Linked DNA regions of Homo sapiens: region 2 is linked to region 1. A link is a loop called in an ENCODE intact Hi-C map of the cell type or tissue named here. Cell type or tissue: thyroid gland. All regions are shown on one strand. Links, peaks and the distances in the headings refer to the core of each region. The heading gives the core; the rest is flanking DNA. Region 1 overlaps FBXO17 (F-box protein 17). Region 2 holds the start of LOC124904710 (a long non-coding RNA gene).

Evidence for each region. Peaks named below come from ENCODE experiments on the same cell type or tissue, not always from the same donor. Only the 100,000 strongest peaks of a DNase experiment are listed, where the experiment ranks them.
Region 2: a loop joins it to region 1, with 2.7 times the contacts of the local background. A loop is called at or near these places in 44 of 110 quality-filtered maps.

Annotation. Positions count from the first base shown.
Region 1 is chr19:38,945,115-38,959,788 of GRCh38, reverse strand. FBXO17 (F-box protein 17) reads left to right here. Exons shown (of 6, transcript NM_024907.7): 2 at 9,453-9,818; 3 at 11,111-11,222; 4 at 13,222-13,317. The coding sequence starts at 9,470. Among named protein-coding and RNA genes, the nearest start is that of MRPS12, 22 kb to the right of the region's middle. RefSeq lists silencers at 6,686-6,980, 9,825-9,884. In thyroid gland, for the core only: no CTCF peak of the experiment used is centred there; a DNase peak (open chromatin) is centred at 9,837; H3K4me3 peaks cover 518 bases; H3K27me3 peaks cover 337 bases.
Region 2 is chr19:38,529,078-38,543,816 of GRCh38, reverse strand. It overlaps RYR1 (ryanodine receptor 1), which reads right to left. Exons shown (of 106, transcript NM_000540.3): 77 at 11,276-11,327; 78 at 11,081-11,146; 79 at 8,998-9,097; 80 at 8,597-8,676; 81 at 8,425-8,501; 82 at 7,747-7,820; 83 at 7,050-7,067; 84 at 5,857-5,937; 85 at 382-470; 86 at 157-285; 87 at 1-46. It overlaps LOC124904710 (a long non-coding RNA gene), which reads left to right and starts at 6,704. Exons shown (of 2, transcript XR_007067250.1): 1 at 6,704-6,822; 2 at 7,883-8,304. In thyroid gland, for the core only: no CTCF peak of the experiment used is centred there; no DNase peak of the experiment used is centred there.

The sequences.
Region 1 (14,674 bases), core at 6,675-14,674:
GAGTATGTGGTACTACAAGTGTACACCACCAGGTCCAGCTAATTTTTTAATGTTTACTTTTTTAGAGATGGGGTTTCACTGTGTTGCCCAGGCTGGTCTCGAACCCCCGGGTTCAAGCGATCCTCCCACCTCAGCCTCCCAAAGTGCTGGGATGACATGCATAAGCCATGGTACCCAGCTCATTTTTAGCAAACCTTTTATAGAAAGTGCACAAATTGCACAGCCTAATGAATCCCAGCACTTTGGGAGGCCAAGGTGGGCTGATCACAAGGTCAAGAGTTCGAGACCAGCCTGGCCAACATGGTGAAATCCCGTCTCTACTAAAAAAAAAAAAATACAAAAATTAGCTAGGCATGGTGGCGTGTGCCTGTAATCCCAGCTACTCTGGAGGCTGAGGCAGGACAATTGCTTGAATCCAGGAGGTGGAGATTGCAGTGGGCCGAGATTGGGCCATTGCACTCCAGCCTGGGCAACAGAGGAAGACTCTGTCTCAAAAAAAAAAAAAGAAAGAAAGAAAGAAAGAAAGACAGGCAGAGGCTGCATACTCTTTTATGATCCAGCCTCAGAAATCCCTTAGCAGGCCGGGCACAGTGGCTCCTACCTATAATCCCAGCACTTTGGGAGGCCAAGGCGACAGGATCACTTGAGCCCAGGAAGAGACCAGCCTGGGCAACATAGGGAGACCCCTCACTTCTAGAAAAAAAAAATATAAAACAAACGAAGCTGGGCATGGTGGCATGTGTCTGCAGTCCCATCTACTCAGGAGGCTGAGTTGGGAGGATCGCTTGAGCCCAGGAGTTCGAGGCTTCAGTGAGCCATAATCACGCCACTACACTCCAACCAGGCGACAGAGTGAGACTTTGTCTCTTAAAAAGAGAGAGAAAGAGAGAGAGAATGAAATCCCTTAGCAATGTCCCTTCTGCAGTGCTCTGAAAGTTGAGGCAGTTGCAAAAGCCTGCACGTGCCCAGGGGAGGAATGTGGACCCCACAGCTTCACGAGCAGTGGTGAACTGAAAAAGCGTGTCAGATAGGAAATGTTCTCATAGCCACTTTTGAAAAATACAGTCTGCTGTAGTAGCATCCTGGGTCCCTTTGGGTAGCTGAGTACCAATAGCATTCCCCGGTCACTCTGACAGCCAGTAACCTTCCTCCAAACACACACTCTCCCAAAAACCCTGGAAGCAGGCAATACTAGGCCCTACTTGTCCTATTGTGACCCAGCTAGTAGTTGGCATTCAATCTTGCAGTGGGTACTTTTCAACCTTTCCCAAAATTGGCCAGAAGCCCCTCTCAGGCTTATTCTCCAAAATAAGCCTGTCTTTGACTGTTGAGCCACTTTTCGTGTTTCTTTCCTCTTTCCTTTTTTTTTTTTTTTTTTTTTTGAGACAGTTTCACTCTTGTTGCCCAGGCTAGAGTGCAGTGGCACAATCTCAGCTTACCACAATCTCCACCTCCTGGGTTCAAGGGATTCTCCCACTAGTCTCCCAAGTAGCTGGGACTACAGGAGCATGCCACCACACCTGGCTAATTTTGTATTTTTAGTAGAGACGGGTTTCACCATGTTGGCTAGGCTGCTCTCAAACCCCTAACCTCAGGTGATCCACCCACCTTGGTCTCCCAAAGTGCTGAGATTACAGGCATGAGCCACTGTGACTGGCCACAAACTTTTTTTTTTTTTTTTTTGAGGCAGGATCTCACTCTATTGCCTGGGCTGGAATACAGTGGCCCCTTCACGATTCACCACAGCCTCAACCTCCCTGGCTCAGGTGATCCTTCTCCCCTCAGCTCCCAAGTAGCTGGGACTACAGGTGCATGACACTATGCCTGACTAATTTTTTTGTATTTCTTTTGTAGAGAGAGGGTTTCGTCATGTTGCCTAGGCTGGTCTTGGACTCCTGGGCTCAAGCAATCCTCCCGCCTCCACCTCCCAAAGTGCTGGAATTACAGGCGTAAGCCACCACACTGGGGCCCCATACAAGCATTTAATATGGTTTGTGTGGATAGCTGAGGGCTCATTCAGTACATTTCTTGAACATCTCTGCTCCTTGGTGAAGTCTGGCTGCCCTTGTTGGGCGAGGGGCCTACCCCTAGCCCCAGAGATCCTCCTTTTGCCAGTGGGAACACACTCCTAAGAAGAACAGGAACTGCCGGGCGCAGTGGCTCAAGTCTGTAATCCCAGCACTTTGGGAGGCCTAGGCGGGCGGATCACAAGGTCAGGCATTCAAGACCAGCCTGGCCAACATGGTGAAACCCTGTCTCTACTAAAAATACAAAAGTTAGCCAGGCGTGGTGGCAGGTGCCTGTAATCCCAGCTACCCGGGAGGCTGAGGCAGAGAATCGCTTGAACCCGGGAGGCGGAGGTTGCAGTGAGCCGAGATCATGCAACTGCACTCCAGCCTGGGCGACAGAGTGAGACTCCGTCTCAAAAAAACAAAAAAGAAGAAGAGTGGGAACTAAGAACTCCTCCTAAGAAGAACTCCAGGAAACTAAACTCTGGTGCACATCACACCCATGCCAGGCAGACTGGTAGACTTGTTTATAAACCTAGGGAATTTATTTATTTATTTTTGAGACAGAGTCGCTCTGTCACCCAGGCTGAAGTGCAGTGAGTGATGTGATCTCTGCTCGCTGCAACCTCCACCTCGCGGGTTCAAGCGCCGGGCCTCAGTGAACTATTAATGCAACTCAGAACCACCTGGAGAAAAGCACAGCTTGGTCTTTGTAAAGTCTGTCTCCACAGCTTCATTCTTTCTGCGGTAGGAATAAAGATGATGTCAGAGGCTGGGCATGGTGGCTCACACCTGTGAAAATTAATATTAATATTTTAAAAATTAATGTGAAACACTAAATTATGTTAGTTGCCATTATTATGACACATCATTTTTAAAAAGTGACAGCAACTATTTTATTTATTTATTTATTTTGAGGCAGAGTCTCGCTGTGTGCAGTGGCATGATCTTGGCTCACTGCAACCTCCACCTCCCAGGTTCAAGCGATTCTGCTGCCTCAGCCTCCTGAGTAGCTGGGATTACAGGCTCCCACCACCATGCCTGGCTAATTTTTGTATTTTTAGTAGAGACAGGTTTCACCATGTTGGCCAGGCTGGTCTTGAACTCCTGACCTCAAGTGATCCACCCACCTCCGCCTCCCAAAATGCTGGGATTACAGGCATGAGCCACTGTGCCTGGCTGACAGCAACTATTTTAGCTGTGACATTTTCATTTAGTGGCATTTATTGGCCCTTATTAAGCCACGGTGCTGAGCATTTAAGCTGGATCAGCTCATGAATTCTATCATCTTGTTTAATGGGCAAAACTCTCCTTTGAGGATGCCCTTGGTTAAGAGGCTTTAATGATCTAATGCTTGTTATCTTCATGTGCCCAATAAGTGCTCAATTCATGTCAGCTATTGTCATTTTTAAACAAATTAAGGTTTTACTTAAAAAAAAGAAATAAGCCTGTGTCAGGCAAGTAGTCCATGAATGTAGCAAAAATTCCTGACATCATCTTTTTTTTTTTTTTTTGAGACAGAGTCTCAGTCTATCGCCCAGGCTGGAGTGCAGAGGCACGATCTCAGCTCACTGCAACCTCCACCTCCCGGGTTCAAGTGATTCTCCTGCCTCAGCCTCCTGAGTAGCTGGGATTACAGGTGCCCACCACCACGCTCCGCTACTTTTTGTATTTTTTGTAGAGATGGGGTTTCGCCATGTTGCCCAGGCTGGTCTTGAACTCCCGACCTCAGGTGATCCGCTCACCTAAGCCTCCCAAAGTGCTGGGATTACAGGTGTGAGCCACCATGCCTGGACTAATATTAAATTAATATCACTCTTATTTAGGAGCCTACAGGGGCTTTTCCTAAGTGCTTTAAAATACTCATTTCATCCTCACAACAGCCCTATGATGGAGGCACCGTTAGCAGCCCCATTTTCAGAAAGGGAAACTGAGGTATAAAGAGATTAAGTGACTTGCCATTGGTCATATAATTTATAGCAAGAAGTGGAGCTGGAGCCGAGCACAGTGGCTCACACCTATAATCCCAGCACTTTGGGAGGCCAAGGCAGCAGGATCCTTTGAGCCCAAGAGTTTAAGACCAGCCTGGGCAACATGGTGAAACCCTGTCTCTACTAACGATACAAAAATAAGCAGGGCCTGGTGGCACGCACCTGTAGTCCCAGCTAATCAGGAGGCTGAGGCACGAGAATCACTTGAACCTGGGAGCCAGAGGTTGCAGTGAGCTGAGATTGTGCCACTGCACTCCAGTCTGGGTGACAGAGGGAGACTCTGTCTCAAAAAAAAAAAAAAAAAGAAAGAAAGAAAATGTTTTAGAAAGAATGGAAGCAGAAAATACTGGGTAGACAGCTCTTTTGAGAAGTTTTACCACAAAGAGAAACAAAGACGCTGCATGCGGTGACTCATGCCTCTAATCCCAGCAGTTTGGGAGGCTGAGGTGGGAGGATCACTTGAGCCTGGGAGGTTGAGGCTGCAGTGAGCCATGATCACACCACTGCACTCCCACCCGAGTGAAGAAGCAAGACCCTGTCTCAAAAATAAAAATAAAAGGCCAGTTGCAGTGGCTCACGCCTGTGATCCCAGCACTTTGGGAGGCCAAGGCGGGCGGATCATGAGGTCAGGAGATCGAGACCATCCTGGCTAACATGGTGAAACCCCGTCTCTACTAAAAATACAAAAAAATTAGCTGGGCATGGTGGTGGGCGCCTGTAGTCTCAGTTACCCGGGAGGCTGAGGCAGGAGAATGGCGTGAACCCAGGAGGCGGAGCTTGCAGTGAGCCGACATCGCACCACTGCATTCCAGGCTGGGCAACAGAGCAAGACTCCGTCTCAAAAATAATAATAATAATAATAATAATAATAATAATAATAATAATAATAATAAAATAACACATTGTCAGGGCAGGCGCAGTGGCTCACGCCTGTTAATCCCAACACCTTGGGAGGCTGAGGTGGGCGGATCACCTGAGGTCAGGAGTTTGAGAACAGCCTGGCCAACATGGTGAAACCCTGTCTCTACTAAAAATATAAAAATTAGCCAGGTGTGGTGGCGGGCGCCTATAATCCCAGCTACTCAGGAGGCTGAGGCAGGAGAATTGCTTAAACCTGGGAGGTGAAGGCTGCAGTGAGCTGAGATCGCGCCACTGCACTCCAGCCTGGGCAACAAGAGTGAAACTCTGTCTCAAAAAAAAAAAAAAAAAACACATTCTCGGCCCGGCGCAGTGGCTCACACCTGTAATCCTAGCACTTTGGGAGGCTGAGGCAGGTGGATTACCTGAGTTCGGGAGTTCGAGACCAGCCTGGCCAACATGGTGAAACCCTGTCTCTACTAAAAATATAAAAATTAGCCAGGCGTGGTGGCAGAGGCCTGTAATCCCAGCTACTTGGGAGGCTGAGGTAGGAGAATCGCTTGAACCCAGGAGGTGGAGGTTGCAGTGAGCTGAAATCGCGCCACTGCACTCCAGCCTAGGCCACAGATCGAGACTCCATCTCAAAAAAGTAAATAAATAAAAAATAACACATTCTCTGCACACACCCTTGCCCACTTTGGCTTCCTCCTGCATGAGACCCTGGTTAAATCCAGCCTTCCTCTCTGCCGTGCCTGCACCCACACAGCTTGAGTGAGCTAAAAAACAACACAGCCCCCTGGCCAGGCTAATTTCAAGTCTGTGAACTTGACCCTCAGGCGGACCCCAATGCTGCCTGGCAGCCATATGACATTTCTCTGATCCCCTCCTTCCTCCTGTCTTCTAGACAACTAATTCACACCTTTTCCCTTCTCCTCTAATCCTTTCCAACACCTCCTCCCCCCCTTTCACTCTCCCTTGGCTTCTTATTTTGCAGAGAAAATGCAAGAGATGAGAAGTGAACTTCCACAGCCACCCCCGCCTCTACCACCTACCTGCACCCTTGCCCACACCCGTTCTCCTGCTGTGACTGTCCCATCACCTGCTCCCACCTTCCCGCCCACTTCCAGCCACCGTCCCTGGTTCTCACCTCTCTCTGCTGCTCATTCAGTTTCCCCCATGCACTGGATCTCCTGTTAGCCCACACAGCATCCTGTCTCCCATCTCAAAACAAACCCTCTCTCTTTTTTTGTTTTTGTTTTTGTTTTGTTTTGAGACAGGGTCTCACTTTGCCGCCCAGGCTGGAGTGCAGTGGTGCGATCTCAGCTCATTGCAACCTCTGCCTCCTGGGTTCAAGCAATTCTCCTGCCTTGGCCTCCCGAGTAGCTGGGATTACAGGTGCGCCACCACACCCAGCTAATTTTTGTATTTTTAGTAGAGATGGGGTTTCACTATGTTAGCCAGGCTGGTCTCAAACTACTGACCTCAAGTGATCTGCCCACCTCAGCCTCCCAAAGTGCTGGGATTACAGGTGTGAGCTACCGTGCCCAGCCCAAACCCTCTCTTGACTTCACCTCCCCTTCTAGCTACAGCCCCACTTTTTTTGCTATTCTTTTTATTTTATTTAGAGACAGGGTCTCGCTTTGTTGCCCAGGCTGGAGTACAGTGGCATAATCATAGCTCACTGCAGCCTCCAACTCCCGGGCTCCAGCGATCATCCCACCTTAACCTCTGGAGTAGGTGGGACTACAGGTGTGCACCACCACACCCGGCTAATTTTTTCATTTTATTTTTTGTACAGGTGGAGTATCGCTGTGTTGCCCAGGCTGATCTCAAACTCCTGGCCTCAAGCAGTCCTCCCACCTTGCCCTCCCAAAGTGCTGGAATTACAGGCATGAGCCAGCGTGCCAGGTCAAGAATGTTTTTAATGATTAACCATGGAATTTAAGCTGGCTAAGGAAGAAATGAGGGCATGGGAGGGTGAGGGGGAGTAAAATATGAAAGGGACAACGGATGGGAGATCACAGTGGGTTGGAAGGATCATGCGAGTGGGGCACTGGAGGGAATGAGGTGGAAAGAAAAAGTGATGGGTGGAGAGTGAGTGTGAGATTGAGGTTCTGAAGAGGCTGCTGTTATTCAAACAAGGTCTGGGTTTGACCACGAGAGGGAGATGTTGGGGAAGGAAAAAGTCACTAGAGAGAGGTCAGGGAACAGAGAGGTTGGGGCTGCGGAAGAACTATCTGGTTATAGAAATCACTGAGAATGATGCTAAGAGCAGCGGGAGCGGCCGTGAGCCCAGAGCTAAAATTAGGGAGAAGAGAGGAGTCATGATCTGGGTCAGCAGATGACGCATGAAGCAAGGTAGTGATGAGATTCATCGCTGGGGGTTTTGGGGAGGGTGGAGGGAGAATGGTCAGGAAGTAGCTCCCAGGAGCACGGAGACCTCCCCACTTGGAAGGCCCACAGGAGAGCTGGGTTCCAGTTAGAGCAAGAAGGTGGTAGGAATGTTCAGAGAAGTAACTGAGGCAAGAAGAGATTTTGTTGAAGATGGGTCATGGGTTCCAAAGGTCACAGTAGCTGGCACACATTGGGGTATGGGGTAGAAATGGTTTCTTCCGCAGTGGGTTTCCTTGTGGGTCTGTAACCCGACTGAGGTTTGGCCGCTCAACACTCAAAAGCCAAACTCAGGCCAGGCGTGGTGGCTCACGCCTGAAATCCCAGCATTTTGGGAAGCTGAGACAGGTGGATCACTTGAGGTCAGGAGTTTGAGACCAGCCGGCTAACATGGTGAAACCCCATCTCTACTACAGAAATTACTGGCTCGGTGTGGTGGCACACATCTGTAATTCCAGCTACTTGGGAGGCTGAGGCAGGAGAATCGCTTGAACCCGGGAGGCGGAGGTCGCAGTGAGCCAAGATTGTGCCACTGCACTCCAGCCTGGGCAACAGAGTAAGACTCGGTTTCAGAAAAGAAAGCCAAACTCGGGCCGAGCGTGGTGGCTCAAGCCTATAATCCCAGCACTTCGGGAGGCCGAGGTGGGTGGATCACCTGAGGTCTGGAGTTCGAGACTAGCATGGCCAACATGGTGAAACTGTCTCTCCTTAAAGATACAAAAATTAGCCAGGTGTGGTGGTGCATTCCTGTAGTCCCAGCTACTCGGGAGGCTGAGGCAGGAGAATCACTTGAACCTGGGAGACAGAGGTTGCAGTGAGCCGAGACGGGCCACTGCATTCCAGCCTGGGTGACAGAGTGAGGCTGCCTCAAAAAAAAAAAAAAAAATAGAAAGCCAAACTCAAGAGAGATGACAGTTGGTGGGAGGAAAAGCAAGTTTATTTGGAGAGCCAGCAAACCGAGAACACAGTGGACTATCATCCTAAAGTACCATCTTAAATCAGTACAATTTTTTTTTTTTTTAGGGGCAGAGGGAAGAGAAGGGCATTGTGATCAAGAGGTGACCAACAGGCCAGGCGCAGTGACTCATACCAATTCCAGCACTTTGGGAGGCTGAGGCAGGAGGATCACTTGAACCCAGGAATTCAAGACCAGCCAGGGCAATGTAGTGAGACCCCATCTCTACAAAACAATAAATAAAATAAAAAACTAGCTGGGCATAGTGGCATGCACCTATAGTCCCAGCTACTTGGGAGGCTGAGGCAGGAGGATCACTCGAGCCCAGGAGGTAGAGGCTATAGTCCTGGTTTCTAGCTCCATAAAAAAGTAATAATAATAAAAATAAGGAGGTGACCACTGCAGACATCTGAGTGCCAGCTAGGGTCCGAGGAGGTTGATGACTTCTTTGTCCTTGGTTGGGTCACAATGCCCCTATAAATCTTTGAAAAAACAGGCTGGGCGTGGTGGCTCACACCTGTAATCCCAGCACTTTGAGAGGCCGAAGTGGGTGGATCACGAAGTCAGGAGTTCGAGACCAGCCTGGCCAAGATGGTGAAACCCCGTCTCTACTAAAAATACAAAAATTAGCCGGGCGTGGTGGCGGGCGCCTGTAGTTCCAGCTACTCGGGAGGCTGAGGCAGGAGAATCGCTTGAACCCAGGAAGCGGAGGTTGCAATGTGCCAAGATCGTGCCACTGCACACTCTAGCCTGGGCAACAGAGCAAGACTGTGTCTCAAAAAAAAAAAATCTTTGACAAAACATAGTTGTTTACATACTTCTTTAATCCCAGAGTTAGTTTTAAAAACTACATGATTGCTGTTTTTGCATATTATCTCAGCGGTCTAAAATTAACCTAGCCATGTGCAGGAATGGGTAAAGTCCCCTTAAACAAAAATGGGGTTAGTTATGTTAGTTCTTTTGCCATTTCACTGGTCATATACCTGAAGCGCTTAGCCTGACACAATTGAACGCCAGACGGAAGCCGTGATCAGCGGTCCTGACGGGGGTCAGAGTCAGACCAGGGGTCTTTTACCCAAGTGGGGAAGATTGGGAAAGGCCTAGGATCAGAGAGGGAAATGGGTCCCTGGTTGCCCATGGACCTAATGGGGTCTCTCGAGCAGCAGGGGCCTTGCGCCCTGGGGGACAAGGTAGGGAGGGGGTGGCCTGGCTGCGCTGACCCGCCTACCGACCCCTCTCGACCTGCAGGACTCTGGCTACTGGAGATGGGCGCCCGGCTATCGCGGCGACGGCTGCCGGCGGACCCATCCCTGGCCCTGGACGCGCTGCCCCCGGAGCTGCTGGTGCAGGTGCTGAGCCACGTGCCGCCACGCTCCTTGGTCACGCGATGCCGCCCAGTGTGCCGCGCCTGGCGCGACATAGTGGACGGGCCCACTGTGTGGCTGCTGCAGCTGGCCCGCGACCGCAGCGCCGAGGGCCGCGCACTCTACGCAGTGGCTCAACGCTGCCTGCCCAGCAACGAAGACAAGGAGGAGTTCCCGCTGTGCGCCCTGGCGCGCTACTGTCTGCGCGCGCCCTTCGGCCGCAATCTCATCTTCAACTCCTGCGGAGAGCGTGGGTGACGGGGGCGGGGCCCAGGAGGCTGAGGGGGGCCGCGCGAGCGAGGCGGGGGCGGGGCCGGGACAGAGTCTGAGAGATGTAGCCAATGGGCGAGACCGCTGGAGGAGCCAGGGGGCGGGGCTGAGGGACGCAGTGCCTGGGCGGTAGGCCCGGTGGGCGGGGCTGGAGAAGGTGAAGCCGGGAATCCGAACGAGTGGGCGGGGCAAGGCAGGAAGACCCTGGCTGGGCCGGGGGAGAAAGCAAGTAGTTTGGTATGCAGAGGGGATGCAGAACAGGACAGGGGCCAGGCGCGGTGGGAATGGCAACGCTTTGGGAGGCCAAGGCAGGAGGATCGCTTAAGCCCAAGGAGTTCAAGGCTGCAGTGAGCTATGATCGTGCCATTGCACTACAGCCTGCGTGACAGAGACCTTGTCTCAAAAAAAAAAAAAAATGGTGGGGTGCAGTAGCTCACGCCTGTAATCCCAGCATTTTGGGAGTCTATGGTGGGAGGATCGCTTGAGGCCAGGAGTTTGAGACCAGCCTGAACAACAAAGTGAGACTCTGTCTCTAAAAAATTTAAAAATTAGTCCAGGCGCAGTGGCTCACGCCTGTAATCCCAGCACTTTGGGAGGCCCGAGGGGGCAGATCACTTGAGGTCAGGAGTTCAAGACCAGCCTGACCAACATGGTGAAACCCCATCTCTACTAAAATACAAAATTAGCCAGGTGTGGTGGTGCACGCCTGTAATCCCAGCTACTTGGGAGGCTGAGGCAGGAAAATTGCTTGAACCTGGGAGGCGGAGGTTACAGTGGGCTGAGATCATGCCATTGCACTCCAGCCTGGGCAGCAAGATTGAAACTCCATCTCAAAAAAAAATTAAAAAATTAAATTAGCCAGGCGTGGTGGCATGCACCTGTGGTCCTAGCTACTCTGGAGGCTGATGTGGGAGGATCGCTTGAGCCCAGGAGTTTGAGGCTGCAGTGAGCTATGATGGAGCCACTGCACTCCAGCCTGGGCGACAGAGTGAGACCCTGTCTCTCACACACACAATGAAGAGCAGGACTGAAGGAGAAAGAGCAAGTAAGGGTGGCTGAAGAGAAGCTGAGTGGATGGGCACCGCTGAGAGTCACAGTTGTGGGGTAGGACCAGGAATACAGAATAATGGGAGGAGGAGTCGGTAGGAGAAACCAGGGAGGATTGGAGCACAAGAGGGAGAGGCTGGTGGACAGCACAAGCTGGCTGGTTGCGGGGTCTCTTCTGGGCAGGCTGGCAGGTGAACCATATGTTCAACTCTTGTTTTCCCACAGAGGGCTTCAGAGGCTGGGAGGTGGAGCATGGCGGGAACGGCTGGGCCATAGAAAAGAACCTAACACCGGTGCCTGGGGCTCCTTCGCAGACCTGCTTCGTGACCTCTTTCGAGTGAGTGGCCCAAGTGAGAGGCCCCGATCCCTGGGGCAAAGGCCCCAAAGAAAGGGACCCTACCCCCCACACTGTCCTCATCGTCACCTTCACCCTCTCCTTCCCCCATTTATTTATTCATTGATTCATTCCATCAATCAACAAATACTTGTTGAGGGTACTGTTTCATATGCCAGGGATACAAGGAAAGATCAGGAAGGTTAGCAACCACAGGCAGCAATGCTCTGTGCATCATCGCCTGCAGTTTGTGAGACAACAGCAAGACAGCTTTGATCTAAAGACAGGGTTTTGGGCCGGGCACGGTGGCTCTCGCCTGTAATCCCAGCACTTTGAGAGCCCGAGGTGGGCAGATCACTTTAGGTCAGGAGTGCGAGACCAGCCTGGCCAACAGGGGGAAACCCCGTCTCTACTAAAAAGACAAAAATTAGCTGGACGTGGAGGCTGAGGCAGGAGAATCGCTTGAACCCAGGAGGCAAATGTTGCAGTGAGCCGAGATTGCACCACTGCACTCCAGCCTGGGCGACAGAATGAGACTCTGTCTCAAAAAAAAAAAAAAAGGGAACATGGCAGATTAGCACCCAAGATGGAGTCGCTTTTGCCTCCACAAGGAGTTACTCTATACTAGACACTTTACATATAATTCTGGCAACAACCCTGTGACATAGATACTATTATTGCCCCCACTTTATAACAGGAAACTGAAGGCCGGGCACGGTGGCTCATAGCTGTAATCCCAGCACTTTGGGAGGCCGAAGTGGGAGGATCTCTTGAGCCCAGGAGTTTGAGGTTGCAGTGAGCCTAGGATCATGCCACTGCACTCCAGCCTGGCAACAGAATAAGACCTTGACTCAAAAGAAAAGAAAAAATGAGAATCTGTTCTCCATGGAATGATGGTGCCACCTCTACAGTTTATGAAGTTTCTGTGTATACCTACGTCTGTCCCTGGCACTCTGTTTTTTTTGTTTTTGTTTTTGTTTTTTGAGATAGAGTCTCATTTTGTTGCCCAGTCTAGAGTGCAGTGGCGCAATCTTGGCTCACTGCAGCCTCTGCCTCCCTGGGTTCCAATGATTCTCCTGCCTCAGCCTCCCGAATAGCTGTGACTACAGAGGTGCGCCACCATGCCTGGCTAATTTTTGTATTTTTTGTAGAGAAGAGGTTTCACCATATTGACCAGGCTCGTCTCTAACTCCCGACCTCCGGTGATCCGCCTGCCTCGGGCTCTCAAAGTGCTGGGATTACAGGTCTAAGCCACCGCGCTCAGCCGGTTCCTGGCACTTTGTTCTATTCCATTGCTCAACTTACCCATCCTTCCACCAATACTGCACAATTTATGTTATTATGGCACATTCTAGTTTGAGGAGAAGGACTGTTTACAAAGTTGTAGGCAGGAGCCCCTGAGCTAGTAACAGTTAGGAAAGGAACGTTACCACCCCTAGACTGCTAGAGGTGAGGGGAGGAAACAGTTACTGGAAAATGAGGAGAGAGTGCCATGGAGATTTGCTTTTTCCTTGGGGGACAAGGCAGTCCCTTGAGAAGGACCTAAGAGGATAAATACCCTGATTTTAGTCACCTCTTTCACTTCCATCCCCTGCCGGAGCATCCCATTGGCTGATCCAACAGGAAGCAATGGGTGACAGAGACAAGGCTGTCCAGCTTTAGACCCGGGGCCCTCACACTTTAGGAGGCCACAGAGCTCCCCGCTCACATGTCTAGTATGTGGCCTTCATTTGTAGTCATGTCCTGTCCCACAAAGATGAGGGTCAGGCTTTCATAGAGGTCAGCTGCCTGGAGCCCGCAGCAGGGTGGAGAATGGCAAAGGGACTCCAAGAGGCCAAGGAGAGATGTATAGCCCATCATGCATCTTCAGGTCTGCTAGAGCAAACCCTGAGGGCTGCTTTAGAGAGGGTTATCAAGGGAGACTTCTTGGAGGAGGTGGCTTCTGACTGTGACTTGAATGCCAGGACTGTTTGCCCTGCCCCCTGCCATCTCTCCTTCCCAGATGGTGCTCCAAGAGGCAGCTTGTGGACCTGGTGATGGAAGGGGTGTGGCAGGAGCTGCTGGACAGCGCCCAGATTGAGATCTGTGTGGCTGACTGGTGAGTGAGGAGCGGCACCCTGCCCCAGAGCAGCAGCAGGCTTGGCAGCGGCTCTGCAACAGGGGCTCATTTCCCGCCCCATCAACCCCACGGGTAGCGGCTGTCACTGTGCACCCTTTGTGATGAGGCTGAGAGGGGAAGTGATGCAGAGCCGGGGAAGGTAGAGCTTTGGAGAAGCCAGAGCCCCCACTCTGCACTCCTGCCCACCCTCATCCCAGCAGGCTGGGGTGGTCCACAGGGGGCCACTGACTGGCTTGATACCCCTCTGAAACGAGACACCTCCCCTGACCACCTTGTGGATGCCCAGGGTCTCTGAAGGGGTGGGAGCATGGTGCCCTGTGAGCTGAGGCTCAGGGAGCATAGTTGGGACAGGACTGGCTTCAGAGCCTACAGGCTTAGGATGAATGCCTTCTTCCCAAAACACCCAGGTTCTGCCCCAAAGCATTCCAGCTCCTCCTTCAGGCTGTGGCTCTTCCATAGAAAATCTGGTCTCTTCCCTGGGGCTCTGGCTCTTCCCTGAAGTCATCAGGCACCTGCCCTGCATTGTGGTTCTTCCCCAGAGCATCCTTTCCCGTCCCCCAACTACCTACCCAAAAGCCTCCAGAATCAACCGCAGGACCACCCAGGCTCCTCCCCCAGGACCACCCAGGCTCCTCCCCTGCTCTGGCTCCACCCCAGGACCACCCAGACTCCTCCCCCAGGCTCTGGCTCCACCCCAGGGTCACCCAGGCTTCTCCTCCAGGTTCTGGTTCCACCCCAGGACCACCCAGGCTCCTCCCCCAGGACCACCCAGGCCCCTCCCCCAGGCTCTGGTTCCACCCCAGGACCACCCAGGCTCCTCCCCCAGGACCACCCAGGCTCCTCCCCTGCTCTGGCTCCACCCCAGGACCACCCAGACTCCTCCCCCAGGACCACCCAGGCCCCTCCCCGAGGCTCTGGCTCCACCCCAGGACCACCCAGATTCCTCCCCCAGGACCACCCAGGCCCCTCCCCCAGGCTCTGGCTCCACTCCAGGACCACCCAGACTCCTCCCCCAGGACCACCCAGGACCCTCCCCCAGGCTCTGGCTCCACCCCAGGGTCACCCAGGCTCCTCCCCCAGGCTCTGGCTCCACCCCAGGACCACCCAGGCTCCTCCCCCAGGCTCTGGCTCCTCCCCAGGACCACCCAGGCTCCTCCGCCAGGCTCTGGTTCCACCCCAGAACCACCAAGGCTCCTCCCCTAGAGGTTCCCAGGCCAGGACGTCTCCAAATGTGGTCCAGATGTGCAGGACCTTCATCAAGATGGAGCCAGCCCTCAGCCTCCCGCCCCGAAACCCAGAGAGCTGGCTGGGTGACGGGGGCATAGAGGCTGACTGC
Region 2 (14,739 bases), core at 4,490-12,489, 410 kb after region 1:
ATAGGCGACTGTGCGCCAGGCTCTGCTGGTTCCCGGTGCAGGGACCCTGGGAGGCAGAGTGCCGTGTGGGGGGGAAGGGAATCCCCGAGAAGGGATCAGGGATCACGATGCGGGACCCCCTCCCTTCCCACTCCCGCCCCAGGGGGAGCGCCCTACCTGGATGTACTCAGTGAGGCTGTTGAACACCTGCTTAGCCACCGACATGGCTTTGGAGAAGTTCCTCTTGCCCTGCTCTTCAATGACATCCTTGCCCGAGTAGTACCAGTAGAAGTCGCTGATGGATTCCTGGTGGGGGCGGGTAGGGTGTGAGGGGGTGCTGGGGCCGACCATGGCCCTGCAGCCCCCGACCCAAGTCACACCTGAACCGTCTCACGTCCTCACCTGCAGCCGCAGGAGGTAGTCCACAGTGCAAATGATGATGTTAATAGTGGTCGTGTTCCCTGTCTGTGTCCGTAGGTAGTTCTGGAAATCTGGGGAGATGAAAAGTCATTTATCCAGCACCTCCCATGTGCTAGGGGAGATGAACAGTGGGTCATTTATTCATTTATGCAATACTCATGTGTTGAGTTCCTATTGTATGCCAGAAAGCATATCATCATCAATTTATTTAATAACTATCAAGTACTTACTATGTGACAGAGAAAGATGGATGATCATTTATTCATTTGTCTAAAAATACTGGCCGGGTGGCTCACGCCTGTAATTCCAGCACTTTGGGAGGCCCAGGCAGGCAGATCACCTGAGGTCAGGAGTTTGAGACCAGCCTGACCAACATGGTGAAACCCCGTCTCTACTAAAAATACAAAAATTAGCTGGGTGTGGTGGTGGGCACCTGCAATCCTAACTACTTGGGAGGCTGAGGCAGGAGAATCGCTTCAACCCCGGAGGCAGAGGTTGCAGTGAGTGGAGATCTCACCATTGCAGTCCAGCCTGGGCAACAAGATGGAAACCCCGTCTCAAAAATAAATAAATAAATAAATAAATAATTTTAAAATAGGCTGGGAGCGGTGGCTCACACCTGTAATCCCAGCACTTTGGGAGGCCCAGGTGGGTGGATCACTTGAGGTCAGGAGTTTGAGACCAGCCTGGCCAACATGGTGAAATCCCGTCTCTACTAAAAAAAATACAAAATTAGCCAGGTGTGGTGGCATGTGCCTGTAATCCCAGCTACCTGGGAGGCTGAGGCAGGAGAATTGCTTGAACCCGGAAGGCAGAGGTTGCAGTGAGCCTAGATCATGCCACTGCACTCCAGCTTGGGCAACAAGAGTGAAACTCCGTCTCAAAAAATAAATAAATATAAAAAAATAAAATATAAATATTATTGAGGGCCTGCTATGTGTCAAATGTGGTGGAGCGTCATTTATTCATTCAGTTTTTTCCAACAAATTTGTATATTGACCACCAACTATGTAGCAGGGAGAAATAGAGATTCAGTTCCTCGTTAGTTTCCAAACAATTTTATCAAATTCCTCCTATGTGCTGGGGATATTCATGCATTTATCCAACAAATATTTATTGAGCACCTACTAAAGGCCAGGGAACATATGGATTGGTCACTTGTTCATTTATTCAACATATTTTATTGAGTGTATACTACATCCTCACGAGATTAAGATTGTCACATCCTCTTTGCTACAACAAATTTGTTGCGTTCTTACTATGTGTCATGCAGTATTCTAGGCTCTGGGGATACAGTAGTAAAAAAAAAAAAAACAGTCCCCGGCCTTGGGGGGGATTTTTTTTTTTTTTTGACAAGGTCTCCCTCTGTTGCCTAGGTTGGAGTACTGTGGCATGATCATAGCTCACTGCAGCCTTGACCTCCTGGGTTCAAGTGGTCCTCCCACCTCAGCCTCCCAGGTAGCTGGAACTATAGGTGTGAGCCACCACATCCGGCCAATTTTTAATTTTTTTGTTGAGACCAGCCCAGGCTGGTCTCGAACTCCTGGCCTCAAGCAACCCTCCTACCTTGACCTCCCATAGTGCTGGGATTACAGACATGAGCCGTATGTCCAGCCCCTGCCCTTGTGAAGTTTATATTCTTGTGCAGTAATTTTTTAATCTTTTCTGACTGCAATCTATGGTAGGAAATCCTTTTTTTTTTGAGATACAGTCTTGCTCTGTCACCCAGGCTGGAGTGCAGTGGCATGATCTCAGTTCACTGCAAACTCTGCCTCCCAGGTTCAAGCAATTCTCCTGCCTCAGCCTCCTGAGTAGCTGGGATTACAGGCATGCGCCACCACGCCCGGCTAATTTTTTTGCATTTTTAGTAGAGACAGGGTTTCACCATATTGGACAGGCTGGTCTCCAACTCCTGACCTTGTGATCCACCTGCCTCGGCCTCCCAAAGTGCTGGGATTACAGGTGTAAGCCACCACACCCAGCCGAGGAAATCCTTTTTACATTGAGACCTGATACATGTGTTCAATCTGAAATTATATTCACCTATTCCCGAAAGAGAAGTTTCACATTGCCTTACTCTGTGCCATGCATTCTGTTCTTTTCTGTCCTGTACTGCTCTAGTTAACTACAAAAGAAGAAGTGTGTGCTTCTCATCCTCTCAACCTTGGCTGCACATCAGGACAACTAGGAGGCTTTTAAAAACCCCAGTGCTCAGGCCCAACCCCAGATCAATTGAATTAGAACCTGTAAAGGCAAAACCTGGGCTTAAGTCTCTTTTAAAGCTCCCCAGGCATGCCAGTGTACAATTACAATGAGAACCTCTGCGTGAAACTGATTCATGAACGTCTGTCTGATGGGTTGGTTCCCACTATTTAAAAAACATTGTTCTGTGAAAGCAAACTGTTAAAGCTGAGTGATGGGTAGTTGGGGGTTTATTATACTGTAATATATGATTGGAGGTTTATTACACTGTAGTATATGATTGGAGGTTTATTACACTGTAGTATATGATTGGAGGTTTATTACACTGTAGTATATGATTGGAGGTTTATTACACTGTAGTATATGATTGGAGGTTTATTACACTGTAGTATATGATTGGAGGTTTATTACACTTTAGTATATGATTGGAGGTTTATTACACTGTAGTATATGATTGGAGGTTTATTACACTGTAGTATATGATTGGAGGTTTATTACACTGTAGTATATGATTGGAGGTTTATTACACTGTAGTATATGATTGGAGGTTTATTACACTGTAGTATATGATTGGAGGTTTATTACACTGTAGTATATGATTGGAGGTTTATTACACTGTAGTATATGATTGGAGATTTATTACACTGTAGTATATGATTGGAGGTTTATTACACTGTAGTATATGATTGGAGGTTTATTACACTGTAGTATATGATTGGAGGTTTATTATACTGTAGTATATGATTGGAGGTTTATTATACTGTAGTATATGATTGGAGGTTTATTATACTGTAGTATATGATTGGAGGTTTATTATACTGTAGTATATGATTGGAGGTTTATTATACTGTAGTATATGATTGGAGGTTTATTATACTGTAGTATATGATTTTTTTTTTTTTTGGTAGAGACAGGGTCTCCTTATGTTGCCCAGACTTGTCTTGAACTGCTGGGCTCAAGTGATCCTCCTGCCTCAGCCTCCTAAAGTGCTGGGATTACAGGCATGAGCCACAGTGCCCAGCCAAGTCCTTTTAAATGTTTATAGCAACATCATGTTGCACAGGAAGGTTTTAACAGCCCCTGAAAGTATTTTTGCCCCCCGTTTTTCTTTCCCCTTAACTTTTTTACAGTCAGTTCACAATTGCTCTATCAGGTTGGCTCAACAGAAGGCCCATTTTGCCTAGTTTCATGACATAGACAAAGCATACTCAAATATTCAAAATTTTATAAGCAAAGGTACAGGTTTTCCCATCAACCCTGCTTTCTAACTCCTTTATTTGTGTTAATTTAAATTGTTAAATTAAATTGTGTTAATTTAAATTGGGCTATATGCAAAAATAAAAGATACACAGCTCCTGTAAAAAAAATTCTGGCAACTGACAACACCTGTTATAGACATGTGCAAATAAGTGAGAGACAAACCTTTTGTCTGCTTTGAATAGCACTGACTCCTCAAGACATGCAAGGGGTCTGAGATTTGAAAGATATTTCAAATATCTATTTGATTAGGTCATGAATTTAGGCGAGGACTGGGTTGCAAATATGTTGGGAGACAGCAATCCCTTTCATAACAACATTCTCATTTTCAAAACTTCATATTCCTGAGGAATAAAATTTATTTTAAACCCAAAGACTGATTCCATCTTAGTTAAAATTAAAGAATGAAAATCTTAGTCCCGGCTGGGTATGGTGGCTCACACCTGTAATCCCAGCATTTTAGGAGGCCAAGGCAGGAGGATTGCTTGAATCCAGGAGTTTGAGATCCCCTGGGCAACACAGTGAGATCTCATCTCTACAAAAAATAAAAAACTTAGCCAGACATGGTGATGCATGCCTGTAGTCCTGGATACTCGGGAGGCTGAGGGGTGGATTACTTGAGCCCAGGAGGCAGAGGTTGCAGCGAGCTGTGATCACACCACTGCACTCCAGTCTGGGCGACAAGAGTGAGACTCTGTCTAAAAAAAAAAAAAAAAAAAAGAAAAAATCTTAGTCCCATGGCACAAAGGTATTTAATAAACCTTGAAAAACTCGTTGTGGACACAAGAGCTTTTGAAAATTCAAGACAAAGAGATCATACTTTATCCTTTGTTGAAAGAAAAAGAATGAAGATTAAAGATATTTACAAATCAGTTACCTTAAAGAGCACTAACCAAGTGGGTGAAGGTTCTATGGAAGTAAGATTACTAATTACTCCAATTCTTGTCACGAAAGTTGATTTCCGGGTAGTCTGTGGTTTCCTAATCACCTGCTAAAGGTTATAACCACAATCTTGAGACTGTACATGTTTGTTATAGGAAATGGCATTGGGTAGAATGTTTTTTGTGCAGAATTTTGTCTGTTCTGTAAAGTTGTAAGCTAGGTTTGCTGCATGAGACTGCATTTCTCATCATTGATGTTGTGTAATTAATTTGCTGTCATCCTCAATCTTGTTAAATTGGCTGAACCACAACAAAACAAAACTCTTGCTTAAGATAGGAAAGAATCTGTAGGCCTTTGTACAGATCTTTCCTCTGCAAAGATTTTATAAGCAAAATAAACAAGTGATTCTAATAGATTTATTTTTAAATGCCAGGCAGTTTTTTCCCTTAGGTCTTTTCTGGACCTAAAGTACAGAAATCCACCACGTGTATAGAACTTTGGCAGCCACTGCAGAGCGCCTGTGGGAAAATAGCATGTGACAAATTGTCCATTTGGGCAAATTGATTTTTGGCCAAATTGGTTTTTGGCAGGTTGCTTTTGGGGAATTGGACTGGCCAGAGGAGATGAGGGGGAAACAAAGTGGCTAGATTCCAGAAATTCCAGCGAGGTTTTTTTTTGAGATGGAGTTTTGCTCTGTTGCCCAGGCTGGAGTGCAATGGTGCGATCTTGGCTCACTGCAACCTCCATCTCATGGGTTCAAGCGATTCTCCTGCCTCAGCCTCCTGAGTAGCTGGGACTACAAGCATGTGCCACCACGCCCTGCTATTTTTTTTATATTTTTAGTAGAGACGGGGTTTCACCATGTTGGCCAGGCTGGTCTCGAACTCCTGACCTCAGGAGATCCACCAGCCTTTGCCTCCCAAAGTGCTGTGATTATAGGCCTGAGTCACTGCGCCCAGCCTCCAGAGAGATTTTGAAAGCTAGGTGGATTGACACTGGCTGGAGAGTGGCCATCATTGACCGGGGGAGGAGGAGGGGCGGAAACTAATTCAGTCAACCCTTCCGTACCAGCCCCAAACCTCGGCTTCCCCTCCACCCCACACCCCTCCTCCTCACCATTATTGTGCCCCTCACAGAGCAATTGTAGGAATCGGAACAGGTCTTGTGTGAATTCATCATCCGCCATGACCTTCTCTCCTAGGTGGAAGGGAGGGGACAGGGCCCAGGAGGGGTCAGATGCGCCAAGACACAGCGCACACATGCACAAGGCCCATGCACACTGCACACGCATGCACAAAGCATGGGGGTGCTGGGAGGAGCAGCTGCCACTCCAAAGACACTGTGAGGGCCATGGGCATCCATGACGCCAGGCGGTCTTGACCTCAGAGCCCATGACATCAGCAGACGGAGACCCAAGGGGCCCTGAGTCATGAAGCTGGGGCCTCAAGTGTCTTTCTACATCAGTGCCCTCTGATGTCACCACTTGTGTTACGTTCGGGAGAGTCTGCTGACCTAGCAGACATTCAGGCAGCTGGTAATGCCCTCAGCCCCCCTTCAGACCGTGGAGGTTAATGGATTATGGGGGTTTGGGTCACCTTCACACAAAGGCTCTGGGCAGGGGAAGATTGGGCTGGGAGGGATAAGGGATGGGGATTGAAAGCCAGCCAATTGGCCCAGATGCCTTGAAAGCAGCCAATCCAGGAGTAGCACAGGGGAGGCGTGTAAACAAGGGCCAATCAGAATGGGCATCTGAAAGAAGCAAATCATGGTGGGCGGTAGGGGAGGAGGCTAGACCGCAAATGGGCCAACCAGAGCAGGCACAGAGGAGGCAGGCGCAGAGGAGGCAGGCGCACACCAATCAGAGTGGATGCCGGAGGCAACCAATTCGGTTGGTGGATGGGAAACGCTGACTGACCAATCTGAGGTCGGGGTGCAGAGAGCAGAGTAGGTGGGAGTGGGGATCACTCCACACCGGGACTGCGAATCTGGGTCTGGAAGTCCGACAATATCCAGCTGGAAAGAGATCTTTACCATGTTCTCTAGCTTCTGCTTCACACATGGGGAAAGTGAAGCTTAGGGAAGGTAAGAGACTTGTTCACAGGCCCATGTATTCTCAGTGGCTGATCTGGGACCTGAATCATGCTCCCCAGACTCCTGATCTCCAGGTTTTGCACTGGCAGGGTGCACCTGCTGAAGGGTCCCTCCCTCCCCTCCACGTCCCAGATCCTCAGCCCCTAGGTGGAGGGGTGGACGGGGTTAGGAGGGGTGGGTGACAGCAGCACAGCACGGGGGTGGGCTGGGGGAATTACCGTTCTGGCGATTGATGACTGGGGCAGCCAACAGGATGGGAGGAGGAAGCAGGAGAAAAGAGAGAAAAAGAGAGGGAGACAGACCGCAAACACACACAATGACAGTCAGGGACAGAGACACAGAAAGACACACAGAGAGAGAGGAACAACCCACAGAGAGAAAGGCAGAGTGATAAGGAGACAGAAGGAAATGGATTAGCAGGGAAGAGGGTAGGAAATGAGGGTAAAAGCAGAGGGAATGAAAGAAGAGGATGGAGAGGGAGAGAGAGAGATGAAGACATAGAGGTAGAAAGGCAGGAGCGAGGATCCGGGTAGAAAGGTTAGACACGTCACAACACGGCAAAGAGGAGACGCGATTAACCCGGATTAGGGACATTAATAAGAGAACAGCAACCAGGGCGTGACATTTGGGGCACGTGGAGGGTGGGGTCCATGTAGTGATGGGTGAGAACACAAGACAGAATGACTTCTGGTGGCGGGGGGGGGCGGAGGTGGGTGGTGGACATGGGGAGGGAGACCCCAGGGGGATGGAGGGGGTGGGACTGGGGGACCACAGCAGAGGGAGGGACCCGAGGGAGCCCTTGGGAACCAGTGTCTTGGAGGAAGGGAGCTCTGGGCAATGGCGGGTGGGGGTGGGGTGGGAGGAATCCCAAAGGAAGATGTCTCAGGGGGTGGGAAGCCCAAGGGAGGGCCTCACCAGTGCCATCCTCATTCACCATGCCCAGCCCCTCGGCCTTGTTCTGTCTCTCAAAGGCATTGAGATCCAGGACGCTGAGGAAAAGAAAGGAAAGATAGGGGGTATGTGATGAAGCCTCTGCCCTCCTCTCTCCCAGGGCCTGGCAGCTCCCCACCATGGTAGCCTGGAGAGCCACAGTAAACCATCTATGCGCTGAAATCAAGAGGAAGCAGAAATGAAGAGTTGGCAGAAGCTAGGACATATGGTTGGGCCAGGATGAACCATGCGCAAGCTGAAATAATGAGGAACCAGAAACCACCCATTTAGCAAAAGCTGCAGAGGGTAGGAAAAATCAGCCGGCAGCAAGAGGTGAATAAAGGCAGACAACAGTAGAGGCAGATTAATTGGGATCATCAGAGAGCTCCTAAATCTCCCACTGCCAAGTTCCCCTTAAATTCTCAAGTTTTTGGTTCCACTGTCTGGAATTCATAATGCAACTCATTCTTCAAGTCTATGACATTTTGCCTCCCTTATTGTTCTACATTAATTCTTATAATAAATTCCCTGTTATTTGAGCGATTCTGAGTGAGTCTCTTTCCCTGGACTGAAAGAGCAGAATCAGAACTGGAAATGGTACCAGGAGTGGGGTGGCAGTGGCACCAAACACAGCTTAACAAGAAGAGGTCCACTCGAACCTACCTGCATGTTTGCATCAGTGCCTGGATACTCTGGAAGAAGCCAACTTCCTTCTTGTCCTTAAGATAATCCAGCATTTTCTGCAGAGGGCGAGGCAGGGGAGGAGAAACTGGGAGTCACACAGGAACCTCTCATCCCTCCTTGCCTTCTTCTGAAGTCCCTTTGCCTCTGTTACCTGCTGGACCTCAGCATTGCCTCCATTGAGGATGGAGATGCCCAGCTTCAGGGTGGAGGACACCATGGCACCTGTCTCTCCTGGAGGGAGTGGGAGAAAAAAGATGGTCCACCCAGTTGGAAGGCAGTGTGTTCCACCCACCAGAAAACAGCCATCCCAAGGGATGTGAGAGAAGGGGATTTAAGAGTGTGCCAAGGTGTGCATGCAGGGGTGATCGTGATTGAAGGATGAGTGAGAAATTGCAAGGCAGGTATACAAGGGGAAGCTGCAAGGGCTGGGGTGTGCGTGCAAACCACAGGCATTGAGGGGCGGCAAATGGGTCCACAGGGAATGGGCGAGCCAGGAGGAGTGAGGTTAGGATGAGTGCACTCGGAAGAGTCCAGTGCACATGTGAGGGGCACCTTTGCAGGCACTGATCATCTGCAGCACCATCTCGGCCGCCCCCCGGGTGTGCAGCCGTGCTTGCTGGTACAAGAGCCTCTGCTTCTCCATCTGTTTCTCCTGGGAAGGGAGGCAGACACATGAAGGCAAGTCCAGGCTTTCCAGCCCAGCCTTTCCCCCTCACATTCTCACTTCTGCCCTCCCTGTTCCAGCCACATCCACAACTCACTCCTTCAACCATGAGCTCCCTCCATCCCCTGGGGCTCACACCCTCGATGTATCTCCTGTACCTAGCACGGGGCTAGGCATTAGGCAAGATCTACATAAATCAGAGCTGGGCATGCAGCAGTCTTAACCTGGGCCCATGGGCCTCCAGGCCATCTGTGAACTTGGATGATGAAAAGTTACATTTTTATGTTTTCCGCCCTCTAACAGAAATGAAGCATTTCCTTCCTATATGGATGAAGCCATAAATCACAGCGATATTAGCAGAACCTGTGGCTTTGTCACCAATAAAAATCACAGATGTGGCTGGGCAAGGTGGCTCACATCTGTAATCCCAGCACTTTGGGAGGCCGAGGCAGGGAGATCACGAGGTCAAGAGGTCAAGACTATCCTGGCTAACACAGTGAAACCCCGCCTCTACTAAAAATACAAAAAATTAGCCAGGCGTGGTGGCATGAGCCTGTAGTCCTAGCTACTTGGGAGGCTGAGGCAGGAGAATTGCTTGAACCCGGGAGGTGGAGGTTGCAGTGAGCTGAGATCACGCCACTGCACTCCATCCAGCCTGGGCGACACAGCGAGACTCTGTCTCAAAAAAAAAAAAAAAAAAAATTACAGATGGTTCCATATCACATTATTATTGCTGTATATTCCATATCACATTATTGTTGCAGAATTAGAACCATTTCCTATTCAAATTCTGCTCTTTTGGTCCAGGAAGAGAGACTCACTCACAATGGCTCAAAGATGTCTTTAAATATCAGTTATGTTCATCACTACTTCTCAATTATAGTAGCTGTTGGATCTACTGCTAGATCTTTTTTTTTTTTTTTTGAGATGGAGTCTCGCCCAGGCTGGAGTGCAATGGCGTGATCTCGGCTCACTGCAACTTCCACCTCGCGGGTTCAAGCGATTCTCCTGCCTCAACCTCCTGAGTAGCTGGGATTACAGGTGCCTGCCACCATGCCCAGCTCATTTTTGTATTTTTAGTAGAGATGGGGTTTCACCATGTTGGCCAGGCTGGTCTTGAACTCCTGGCCTCAGGTGATCCACCCGCCTTGGCCTCCCAAAGTGCTGGAATTACAAGTGTGAGCCACTGCGCCCAGCCTTAGATCTTATTTGATAGATTAACAATGTACAAGTATTACTGGATCACAAATTCATTTTTAAAATATTTTGATAGCTATTCAATACTTGTTTCCTCTGCTATGAATTCATTTTATACATTTAAAAACATGATCCTGAGAAAGTCTTCACCAGATGCCAGAAGGGACTCTGGCACAGAAACAGTGAAGAAAACTATGAAGTAAATGCTTGCTAACTGTCTCAATGAATGAATGGATCGGTGAATTGCATGTTTACTAGCTCTTTCTTGCTGCCTGGCCTTGGCATATACTATTCTCCCTACGTAGAACATTTTTCTCTTTTTCTTCAACTGGCAGGCTCCTTTTATCCTTCTGCTCAGAAGTCCCCTCCTCCGAGAAGCCCTCCCTGATACATTTTCCTGCAGGCTGGGTCAGGCACCTTGTTTGGGCTGCTTTATCCCCCTGAGGTTCCCCCATCTTGGCCCTGACCCCTCTGCCTGTATCCCCATCATCCCAACCCTGACCCCTCTGCCTGAGCCTCCTCAATCCCAGCCCTGACCCCTCTGCCTGAGCCTCCCCAATTCCAGCCCTGACCCCTCTGCCTGAGCTTCCCCCATGACCATGGTGTACACTCCGTGGTGTTAGTTTGGCGGGTGTATCTGTCTCCCCAGTGGACTGACTTGGTCACTGCTGTGTCCCCAGAGCTTTGCTCTGTGAACACATGCTGAATGAATGGGAGATGACTGCAGTCAGGGTCCCCCATCCCTTCCCTCCAGGACCTCCTGAGCCCACCTACCTCAAAGGAGACCTCAACCTCCTCTTCAGCTTCACCGTTCTCCCCTCCCTCCTCCAGGTGGCAGCTCTGGGGAGGGGGCATCAGTTAAGGGATGAACAAAGCAGACCCCTCCATCCCGCCCCAGCCCTTTTTGTGGACAAGCACTGCAGGTGGGGAGAGGGAAATCTGCCCCAGAAGAGGGGGGTAGGGCCTCACCTTTGCCATGATATCAGCATAGGCCATGTACAGGTAATCCTCATCCAGTTTGCTGGGGAAGTAAGCAGGGGAGTGGTCAGGACCCGGTGGAGAGGACCCCCATCTTATAAGAGCTTCTGGGCAGGGTGCGGTGGCTCATGCCTGTAATCCCAACACTCTGGGAGGCTGAGGCAGGCAGATCACTTGAGATCAGGAGTCTGAAACCAACCTAGCCAACATGGTGAAACCCCGTCTCTACTAAAAGTACAAAAAATTAGCCGGGTGTGATGGTGCTTGCCTGTAATCCCAGCTACTCGGGAGGCTGAGGCAGGAGAATTGCTTGAACCCGGGAGGCAGAGGTTGCAGTGAGCTGACATTGCGCCACCGTACTCCAGCCTGGGTGACAGAGCAAGACTCCATCTCAAAAAAAAAAAAAAAAAGAGCTTCTGGTTTTCTTTGGAGGGCCAACCCTCCCCATGTTCAGGCTGTGTGACTCAGGTGGCTGGAGTGGCCATTGCCAGGGTGGCTTGTGACAAATGCATGGCCGATGAGGACTTTTATCTGTGTGGCCATGATGACAGGTAAGAAATGGTCATGTTGTCCATGCTGTCCAGTAAAATCCATTCTGGGAGTTGTTTTGTTTGTTTATTTTGTTCTTGAGACAGGGTCTTGCTCTGTTGGCCAAGCTGGAGTGCAGTGGTGCCATCAAGGCTTACTGCAGCCTCAACCTCCCAGGCTCAAGTGATCTCCCACATCAGCCTCCTGAGTAGTTGGGACTACAGGCACATACCAACACACCTGGCTAATTTTTCCATTTTTTTGTAGAGACAGGGTCTTGCTATGTTGCCCAGGCTGGTCTCAAACTCCTGGCCTCCCAAAGTACTGGAATTACAGGTGTGAGCCACCGCGCCTGGCCCATTCAGTGAGGTTTGCTGGAGCTAATGGTGGAGGCACTCCCTTTCCACTGGGGATGCTAAAATGGAGTGATGGAAGGCTGGAGCTCCCAGAGCCATCTTGCCACCTGTCAGCTCAATAACAAGTATGGCCAATCCCTTTCTGCTTGGGTCTCCTCTACAATGGCCAACACCTGCTGAGTGTTTACACTAACACCATGTCAGTGCCTGTTCTAGGTGCCTTGTATATATTAACAAACTGACCCTCACAGTCATCCAATTGGGTGGGTATGTTAATAGCCCTATTTTATCGGTGGGGGAACTAAGATACAAAGACCCTTCTCGGCTGGGATCACACAGCTTGCGCTGGGACTCAACTTGGATGGCCAAACTCCAGAGCCATCGCTCTCCCACAGGATGCAAAATGGGATGCTCAAATTCTTCATCACCTTGCAGCCCGAGATGGCCTTATGTCAGAATTTCTGGCCAATGAGATCTGTGTGGAAGCTCACCAGAGAGATAAAGAGACCAAAGAAGGCTGGGCGCGGTGGCTCGTGCCTGTAATCCCAGCACTTTGGGAGGCTAAGGTGGGCAGATCACCTGAGGTCAGGAGTTTGAGACCAGCCTGGACAACATGGCGAAACCCTGTCTCTACTAAAAATACAAAAAAAAAAAAAAAAAAGAGAAAGAAAAAAGAAAAATAGCTGGGCATGGTGGCATGCACCTGTAATCCCAGCTACTCGGAAGGCTGAGGCAGGAGAATCGCTTGAACCCGGGAGGTGGAGATTGCAGCGAGCCGAGATTGCGCCATTGCACTCCAGCCTGGGCAACAAGAGCAAAACTCCGTCTCAAAAAAAAAAGAGAGAGAGACCAAAGATCTTGCTGAGGGTGAAGAGTGGGGACCCTTTGTCCTTCTTTCTGCCTGGCATGTGGCTGTGATGCCTAGAAGTGCAGCATCCACCCAGGACTACAGACAAAAGCTAAGAAGGGCAGAGCAGAAAGCTAGAAAGACCCTGGGCCCCTGTCAGTGTCCCTGTGCCACTGCCCAGTCCTGAAGTCTTTAGCTCTTGACTTCACGTTATGTAAGAAAAACAAATCCCTGACAGGCGCGGTGGCTCATGCCTGTAATCCCAACACTTTGGGAGGCTGAGTGGGGAGGATTGCTTGAGTTCAGGAGTTTGAGACCGGCCTGGGCAACATAGTGAGACCCCCATCTCTACCAGAAAAAAAAAAAAAAAATAGCCAGGCATGGAGGCACGTGCCTGTAGTCCCAGCTACTCAGGAGGTTGAGGCAGGAGGATCTCTTGAGCCTGGGGTGATGTGGAGTGGGGGGTCTGAGCTGCAATGAGCTATGATATGACACTGCATTCCAGCCTGGGCAAGAAGAGCAAGATCTTCTCAAAAAATAAAAAAGTAGGCCAGGTGCAGTGGCTCACGCCTGTAGTCCCAGCACTTTGAGAGGCCAAGGCGGGAAGATCACTTGAGGTCAGGAGTTTGAGACAAGCATGGCCAACATGGTGAAAGCCCGTCTCTACTAAAAATACAAAAATTAGCTGGGCGTAGTGGTGGGCGCCTGTAATCCCACTTGCTTGAACCTGGGAGGCGGAGGTTGCAGTGAGCTGAGATTGTGCCACTGCACTCCAGCCTGGGTGACAGAGCGAGACTCCATCTCAAAAATAAATAAATAAATAAATAAACAAAATGAAAAATAAATCCCTGTGCCTTCATTCCCTTATCCACACAAAGGAGATGCAATAATCCGTCTCACAGTGTGGCGGTTAAGTGAGAGGATATAGATATCCCCGCTTAGCTTGGTGCCTGACACATAATAAGCATTTGATGAATGGCTGCCTGCTACTGTCAGCAGCAGCGGCAGCAGCTGCGCCATCTGCATCACAATTATTTATTACTAAGCCTGTCATTAGCCTACATGAAGCTTTTGAGGGAATTACAGAAAACCTCCCCACTACTTCTGTCTGTTGGAAATTTGTCATACATATGGATTTTTTTCATAATATACTGATTTTATTTGAGCAAGACACTTTCTTCTAGAAAAGCCTAGTTAATCTACATTGTCTGTGATACGAACCCCTCAGACATGCCCTTGTGAAGTGTTCAGCCATGCAACGGTGTATGTTGGCTGTGCCTGTCCTAGCAAAGTGACATTTACGTTCCTTTTCTTTTCTTTTTGAGACAGAGTCTCGCTCTGTCGCCCAGGCTGGAGTGCAGTGGTATGATCTCGGCTCACTGCAACCTCCGCCTCCCAGGTTCAAGCGATTCTTCCGCCTCAGCCTCCTGAGTAGATGGGATTACAAGTGCCCACCACCAAGCCTGGCTATTTATTGTATTTTTGTAGAAACGGGGTTTTGCCATATTGGCCAGGCTGGTCTTGAACTCCTGGGCTCAAGTGATTGCCTGCCTCAGCCTCCCAGATTGCTGGGACTACAGGCGTGAGCCACCGTGCCTGACCAGCAAAGTGATATTTAAAGATCCGTCTGTCTTGGGCTCCCCCAGGACCTGGAGGGCCTCTCCTGAGGCACAGGGAAGCTGCTGGGCTGGGGGTGGCCCCAGGACCTTGGGGGCATTTCTGGG